2 separate regions of the Homo sapiens genome follow, and region 2 is linked to region 1. A link is a contact called in ENCODE Hi-C or POLR2A ChIA-PET data. All regions are on one chromosome and are shown on one strand. The core of a region is the stretch at or near the end of the contact, and the rest is flanking DNA. Distances in the headings are between cores, read along the strand shown.

Region 1 (3,594 bases), core at 921-3,420:
GATCTTGTGTCTGGGAGATCTGTCCAATGCTGAAAGTGGGATTTTGAATTCACTATTATCGTATTGGAATCTATCTCTCTCTTTAGTTCTAATAATATTTGCTTTATATATCTGGCTGCTCCAGTGTTGGATATATAAGTATTTAGAATTATTATATCCTTTGCTGAATGAACGTTTCTGATTATGTAATGAACTTCTGTATCTCTTCTTGTGGTTTTTGTTTTGAAATCTATTTTGTCTATGTCAATATAGCTATTCCTGCTTTTTTGGTTTCCATTGGCACCAAATGAATGTTTTTTTCCATCCCTTTATTTTCAGTCTATGTGTATCTTTATGGGTGAAGTGTGTTTCCTATAGGCAACAAATCACTGGATCTTATTTTTTTTAATCCATTCAGCTACTCTGTGTCTTTTGATTGGAGAGTTTAGTCTATTTACATTTAGTGTTATTATTGATAAGTAGGGACTAACTCCTGCCACTTTGCTACTTGTTTTCTGGTTTGTTTGTTTATTTGTTTTGTGGTCTTCTCCTCCTTCTCTCCTTCCTTCCTGTCTTCCTTTTAGTTTGATTTTTTTCTAGTGGTATGATTTAATTTCTTTTTATTTTTTGTGCATCCATTGTATGTTTTCTGATTTGAGAGTACTGTGAAACTTGCAAATACTACCTTATAACCCACTATTTTAAACTGATGACGACTTAACACTGCTTGCATAAACAAACAAATATGAGAGAGAAAACTAATAAAAACAATATACTTTAAGTTCATCTCCCTGCTTTTTAACTTTTTGTGGTTTCTCCTTGTTTCACTCTAACTGTCTATGTCTAGAAATGCTTGTAGTTATTATTTTTGATTGTTTTATCATTTATTCTTTCTACTTAAGAGTAATTTACACACCACAATTACAGTGTTACACTATCCTGGGTTTTTTTATGTGCTTACCATTACCAGTGTTTTTTAACTTCAGATGATTTCTTCTTGCTTATGAATGTCCTTTTCTTTCAGATTGAGGAAATCCCTTTAAGATTTCTTGTAGGACAGGTCTGGTCTTGATGAAAGCCCTCAGCTTTCGTCTGTCTGGGAACATCTTTATTTGTCCTTCCTGATTTGAAGAATATTTTTGCTGGATATAGAATGCTAGGGTAAAAGTGGTTTTTGTTGTTGTTGTTGTTGCTTTGTGTGTGTGTGTGTGTTTTCCCAACACTTTAAATATGTTATGCTACTCTCTCCTGGCCTGTAAGTTTCCATTGAAAAGTGTGCTGCCAGACATATTGGAGCTCCGTTGTATGCTGTTTATTTCTTTTATCTTGCTGCTTTTAGAATATTTTATTTATTCTTGACCTTTGGGAGTTTGATTACTAAATTTCTTGAGATAATCTTCTTTGGATTAAATCTGCTTGGTGTTCTGTAACCTTCTTGTACTTGAATGTTGATGTCTTTAACTTTGGGAATTTCTTTATATCCCTTTGAATAAAGTTTCTACCCCTGTCTCTTTCTCTACCTCCTCTTTAAGGCCAGTAACTCTTAGATTTGCCCTTTTGACGCTATTTTCTAGATCTTGTAGGCATGCCTCATTGTATTTTTATTTTTTTTCTTTTGTCTCCTCTGACTTTGTATTTTTAAATAGCTTGTCTTCAAGCTCACTGTTTTTTTTCTGCTTAATCAAGTCTGCTATTAAAAAACTCTGATGCATTCTTCAGCATGTCAATTGCATTTTCAACTCTAGAATTTCTGCTTGATTCTTTTAAATTATTTCAATCTCTCTGTTAAACTTACCTGATAGAATTCTGAATGACTTATCTGTGTTATCTTGAATTCTTTGAAGCTTCCTCACAACAGCTATTCTGAATTCTTTGTCTGAAAGGTCATATATCTCTTTTTCTCCAGGATTGTTCCCTGGTGTCTTACTTAGTTCATTTGGTGAGGTCATGTTTTCCTGGATGATGCTGATGCTTATAGATGTTCATCAGTGTCTGGACATTGAAGAGTTAGGTATTTATTATAGTCTCCACCGTCTGGGCTTGTTTGTGCCTGTCGTTCTTGAGAAGTCTTTCTAGGTATTCAAAGGGACTTGGGCCCCAAGCCCAATAATGCTGTGTTTTTTGTGGACTCATGCCTAAGGTATCTCCTTGGTGGTCATGGATAAGAGCCAGAATTCTCTTGATTACCACGCAGAGACTTTTGTTCTTTTTTCTTACTTTCTTCCAGACAAACGGAGTCTCTCTCTCTCTGTGTGCTGAGTCACCTGGAACTGGGGGTATGGTGATGCAAGCACCCTTCTAGCCACCACTACTGTTACTGCAGTGGGTCAGACCTGAAGCCAGCACAGCAATGGGCCTTGCCCAAGGACCTTTCCTTCAGGGTGGCGAGTTCCTCCAGGTCCCCGGCATATCCAGAGATGCTGTCTGGGAGCCAAGGATTGGAGTCAAAAACTTTAGAAATTTACAGCCAGGTGTGGTGGCTCACACATATAATCCTAACAATTTGGGAGGCTGAGGTAGATGGATTGCTTGAGCTCACAAGTTCGAGACCAGTGTAGTCAACATGGTGAAACCCTGTCTCTACAGAAAAATACAAAAAAAATTACTCGGGCATGGTGGTGTGCGCCTGTAGTCCCAGCTACTTGAGAGGCTGTGGTGGGAGGATTGCTTGAGTGTGGGAGGTTGAGGCTGCAGTGAGCTGTGATCGTGCCACTGCACTCCAGCCTAGGTGACAGAGGGTCTCGAAAAAAATAAAAATAAAAAGCCTTAGCAATTTACCTGATGTTTTATTTTACTATGGCTAAGCTAGCACTCAAACCACAATATAGAGGCCTTCCCCAGTGTTTCCTCTCCTTTCCACAGGCAGCGGAGCTTCTTCTTGTGGCCAGCACCACCAACAGTCCATGGCAGGTTCTGCCAGGCCACAGCTGATGTTCAGTTCAAGCCCAAAGACTCTTTTATCAGCTTATGGTGAATGCTGCCAGGCCTGGGACTCACACTCAGGACAGTGGGCTCCCCTCTGGAGCCCCTCCCAGGGCAGGTCCAGAAATTCTGTCCAAGAGCCTAGGCCTGGACTTAGGGACCCTTAGAGCCTGCTTGTTGCTCTACCCCACTGTGTACAAGCTGGTACCTAAGGTGCAAGACAAAGTCCCCTTTACTTTTTCCTCTACTTTTCTCAAACAGAAGGAGTCTTCCACCATAGCCACCATAGCTGGGATTGTGCTGGGTCCCACCTGAAGCCAGTACATCTCAGAGTCTGAGGCCCACTGTGTACTCCCCCGGTATTGCTGCTGGTTATTCAGGGCCCAAGGACTCTTTAGTCAGCAGGTGATGAATCTTCCCAGGACTAGGTCCTTCCCTTGAAGGTAGTGGATTCCCTTTTGGCCCAGGGTATGTCTAGAAATGTCATCTGGAAGCTAGTGCCTGGAGTGGGGGCCTCACAACTCTGCCCAGTGCCCTATCCTATTGTGATTGAGCTGGTTTCCAATATGCAAGACCAAGTCCTCTTTATTACTCTTAGCTCTCCTTAAGCAAAAGGAGGGAGGTCACTTTCATTGCTACAAGCTGGATTGCCTGGATTGGGAGAGGGATGGCATAAGCACTCCTATAGCCACC
Region 2 (3,943 bases), core at 1,299-3,798, 47 kb before region 1:
ACCTGTTAGATTAAGGTTTTCATGAAGATTCCATTACAGAGACATGATTGATTAAATCATTGTCCATTGGTGATTGACTACAGTCTCCACCCTTTCTTCCCTCCCTCAGAGGTCTGGGGAAAGGATTGAATGTTGGAACCATCTGATCACATGGTTGGTTGCCCTGGCAACCAGCCTCTATCTTGAGGCTGTTCACCTTAGTAGCATAAATTCAGGTATGGTTGAAAGGAGCTTGCTATGAATAGCAAAACATTCTCCTCCACCTCATTGTTACTCAAGAAGCTTCCAGAGTTTTATAAAGTTTGTGCCAGGAATTGGAGACAAAAACCAAATACTCTATTTTCACAGTTGAAAAAGAAAAAAATAGTACAGCAAGTTACTGTATAATACACCCTTCTCAGTTTCAGTTTCCTCTAGTGTTAATATTTTCAATTACTATGGTGCCTTTTTTTTTTTTTTTTTGAGATGGAGTCTCGCTCTGTCACCCAGGCTGGAGCGTAGTGGCGCAATCTCGGCTCACTGCAAGCTCCGCCACCCGGGTTGACGCCATTCTCCTGCCTCAGCCTCCCGAGGAGCTGGGACTACAGGCACCCGCCACCATGCCCAGCTAATTTTTTGTATTTTTAGTAGAGACAGGGTTTCACCATGTTAGCCAGGGTGGTCTCGATCTCCTGACCTTGTGATCCGTCCGCCTTGGCCTCCCAAAGTGCTGGGATTACAGGTGTGAGCCACCACGCCTGGCCTACTGTGGTATATTTTTTTAAACTAAGAAACCAACATTAGCACATTACTGTTATCTAAACCCCAGACTATTTGGATTTCACCTGTTTTTCGGTTAATGTCTTTTTAAACTCCAGACTTCATTCAGATTTCACTTATTATTTTTTTAATATCCCTCTTCTGTTCAAGATCCAATTCAGGTTACTACATTGCATTTAGTTGCTACATCTCTCAAATCTCCTCTGGTCTGTGATAGTTTCTTAGTATTGTTTTTCATGACTCTGACAGTTTGAGGAGTATTGGTGAGACATTTGTAGGCTGTTTTTCCGTTTTGGTTTGCCTTATGTATTTCTCATGATTGGAGTGGGGTTATTTGTTTTTTGGAAATAATACCGCAGAGGCAAAGTACCCTTTCATTACATCATATCAGAGGGTAGATGCTATCAACATGATCTCTCTGGTGAGGTAAACCTTGATATCTTAGTTAAGGTAGTAATCTGCCATTTTCTCTCTCTCTCTCTTTTTAAAGTAGCTCTATAGCTCAAGCTGGAATGTAATGATGCTATCATAGCTCAATGTAGCCTTGAACTCCTGGGTTCAAGGGCTCCTCCTGCCTCAGCCTCCTGAGTAGCTGGGACTACAGGCACATGCCACTACACTCAGCTAACTATTTTTAAATTTTTTGTAGAGACAAGGTCTTGGCTATGTTTCCCAAGGTGGTCTTGAACTCCTGGCCTTCAGCGATCCTCCTGCCTCAGCCTCCCAAAGCATTGGGATTACAGGTGGGGGCCACCAGGGCCAGTCTCTATTATTCTTTATTGTTAAATTCCAATTTTTCTTGTTCTTTTCTTTGGAAAGGAGTCACTAAGTCCAGCCCACTCTGAAAGGAAGGAGTTGAGGTCAGGGGGTGCAGTTAAGTTTCTCCTGGAGGGAGGAGTTTCTATATCTCTTACATATCCTGTAAGGAAGATTTCACTCTTATTTATTATTTATCATGTATTAATAACAGTATGGACTTATGTTTATTTATTTTATTCTTTGCATTATAGTGTAATATGGCATTATGTATAGTGTAATAATGCCATTATTTGTTTTGTCACTCAAATTATTCCAGCATTGGCCATGGGGAGTTCTCTGTGGTAGGCTTTTGTGGCCCTTTAACATGGCCCCATTCCTTTGTTTTTTGAGCATTACCTTGCTTTCTGGTACTACAAGATGCTTTTGCCTTTTCTTCTATTTTCTCTCATCCAGCCCTGTAATCAGCTATTTCTTCAAGGTTTCTTTGTTCCTTTTATTAGAGAATGATATTTAGAAACCAAGATCTTGGCACTAGGTAGTTTGTACATGTTTTCTTTAAGTGTAAAATTATTGCAAAAAAAATTTTAAGAGCTGAATGTTGTAAGATGCACATCCCATTTGTAATTCTTAAGTGTTCTACCTTAGTTAAGCTTCAGTTACCAAATGTTAACTTATTTATAGATACTTCTTTCTAAATAAAAATTATATTTATACTTCACTTGGTATCTGGAAGTTGTTAATAAAATTACACTACAACCTCAGTGCAACATTTTTCTATATTTTATTTGTAGCTTTTTCCATAAGGTGGAAACACCTTGTCATGTTTTGTTCTTCTTATGAAAAGCATAGAGACCTATGATTAAATCCATAAAACTTTATATAATAAAACTAATCAGTAAGCAGTCTAGTTTAATATGCATACATAAAAAGGCATAGCAGGGGCATAAAGGAAGGAGTTCTGGACATTACCATGACTCTTTTATGCAAAGATACCTCCACCCACAAATTCCACTTTAGTGAGTAAGCATGATGAGGACAGCTTGGCCTGTTTGGCAGGAAATTCTGTGTATGAAAATATAGCATTTCTTACAGAAGGTTTTAAAAATACCTTTTTGATCTATGATATATGAAAAGGTTACTACTAAATCAAATTATTTTATTCTATATCATAGAATGCCATTGTAGAAAATAAATGATTTCTTCCAGAATATTAGAATGGATAAGGAATGTGTGCAAATAAAAGTATAGCTATGCTTTAACTTTTAGTGACACTTAAGAGTATGTTACCAAATAATGTAAAGGGGAATATGAGTAAAGACAGTTACAGTGTATGGTCTGATCCCTGTTTCCCAGCTACTCGGGAGACTGAGGTGGGAGGATCACTTGAGCCCAGGAGTTTGAGGCTGCAGTGGACCATGATTGCACCACTGCACTCCAGCCTTTACAAAGAGAAAAAGAGATAATTCATCCTATCATTGTGTAGACAATATTGTCCAACTAATTACTACTTCTTCCACTTTTTCTTTATTTAGTGGGTAACCACTAAATAATTTAGTTTTTATTTAGTCTGTCAAATAATTTAGTCTTTATTTAGTTTGTCAGTTTCTTAGAAAGCTAAACGTGTACTTACTACACAACTCAGCAATCTCATTCCTAGGTTTTACTCAAGAGAAGTGAAAATTTTATGTTCATACAAAAAGCTGCACATCAGTGTTCATAGCAGCTTTATTCATGCTTGTCAAAAACCCTAAACAGCACAAATATTCGTCAGCTTTTGAATGGTTAAAGTGTGGTACATCCATGCAGTGGAATTATTCAGTAATACAAAAGAACAAACTACTGAAAATAGAACAACATGGATGAATCTCATGTGTATTATGCTAAGTGACAGAAGCCAGACTCAAAAGGCTCCTTACTGTAATGATTGCATTTATATGACATTCTGGAAAAGGTAAAAATAGGACAGGACTAACAGCAGTGGTTGCTAGCAGCTGGAGGACAGAGGGGTTGCCTACTGTGTAGGCTGAATCATGGCCTCCCAGAGATATCCACATTCGAATTTCTAGAACCTGAAAGTGTTACCTTATAAAGCAAAAAAGACTTTGTAGATATGACTGAAAATCTTGAGATGGGGCAGTTGTCTTGGATTATCTGAGTAAGCTCTAAATTTAATCACAAAGATACTTAAAGAGAAAAAAGAGTTAGTAGGGGAGAAGACATAGCACAGATTGCAGTAATGTAGCCAGGAACCAAGGAATACTGGTAGTCCCTGGAAGCTGAAAGGAACAAGAATCAGATATCTTCCCTGAAGCTTCTAGAAGGAACCAGCCCTGTTAACACCTTGATTTTAGCCTCATACAATTCATTTCACGCTTCTGACATGAGGAACTATGTTTGTGTTATTTTAAGGAACCAAGTTTATGGC

Evidence for each region. Hi-C counts contacts between places; a loop is a spot of excess contacts on that map. ChIA-PET counts read pairs that join two places held with the same protein, here RNA polymerase II (POLR2A). Pooled maps may share reads with other maps.
Region 2: a map of CD14-positive monocyte shows a loop between it and region 1 (1.9-fold over the local background). The contact joins two enhancer-like sites. A Hi-C loop is called at or near these places in 7 of 168 maps with a recorded cell type or tissue (CD14-positive monocyte, IMR-90, adrenal gland and 3 more), 1 of 37 single-sample maps with no recorded cell type and 4 of 50 pooled maps. POLR2A ChIA-PET finds 5 or more read pairs at or near these places in 4 of 52 experiments (WTC11, endothelial cell of umbilical vein and naive thymus-derived CD8-positive, alpha-beta T cell).

What each region holds. Positions count from the first base shown.
Region 1 is chr2:159,636,712-159,640,305 of GRCh38, reverse strand. It overlaps a transcript of BAZ2B not described here. Among named protein-coding and RNA genes, the nearest start is that of BAZ2B, 22 kb to the right of the region's middle. Within about 2 kb of position 2,170, at least 2 of the 41 ENCODE cell types and tissues checked have a DNase peak (open chromatin) inside an H3K27ac peak, as active enhancers do.
Region 2 is chr2:159,683,561-159,687,503 of GRCh38, reverse strand. It overlaps a transcript of BAZ2B not described here. Among named protein-coding and RNA genes, the nearest start is that of MARCHF7, 27 kb to the left of the region's middle. Within about 2 kb of position 2,548, at least 2 of the 41 ENCODE cell types and tissues checked have a DNase peak (open chromatin) inside an H3K27ac peak, as active enhancers do.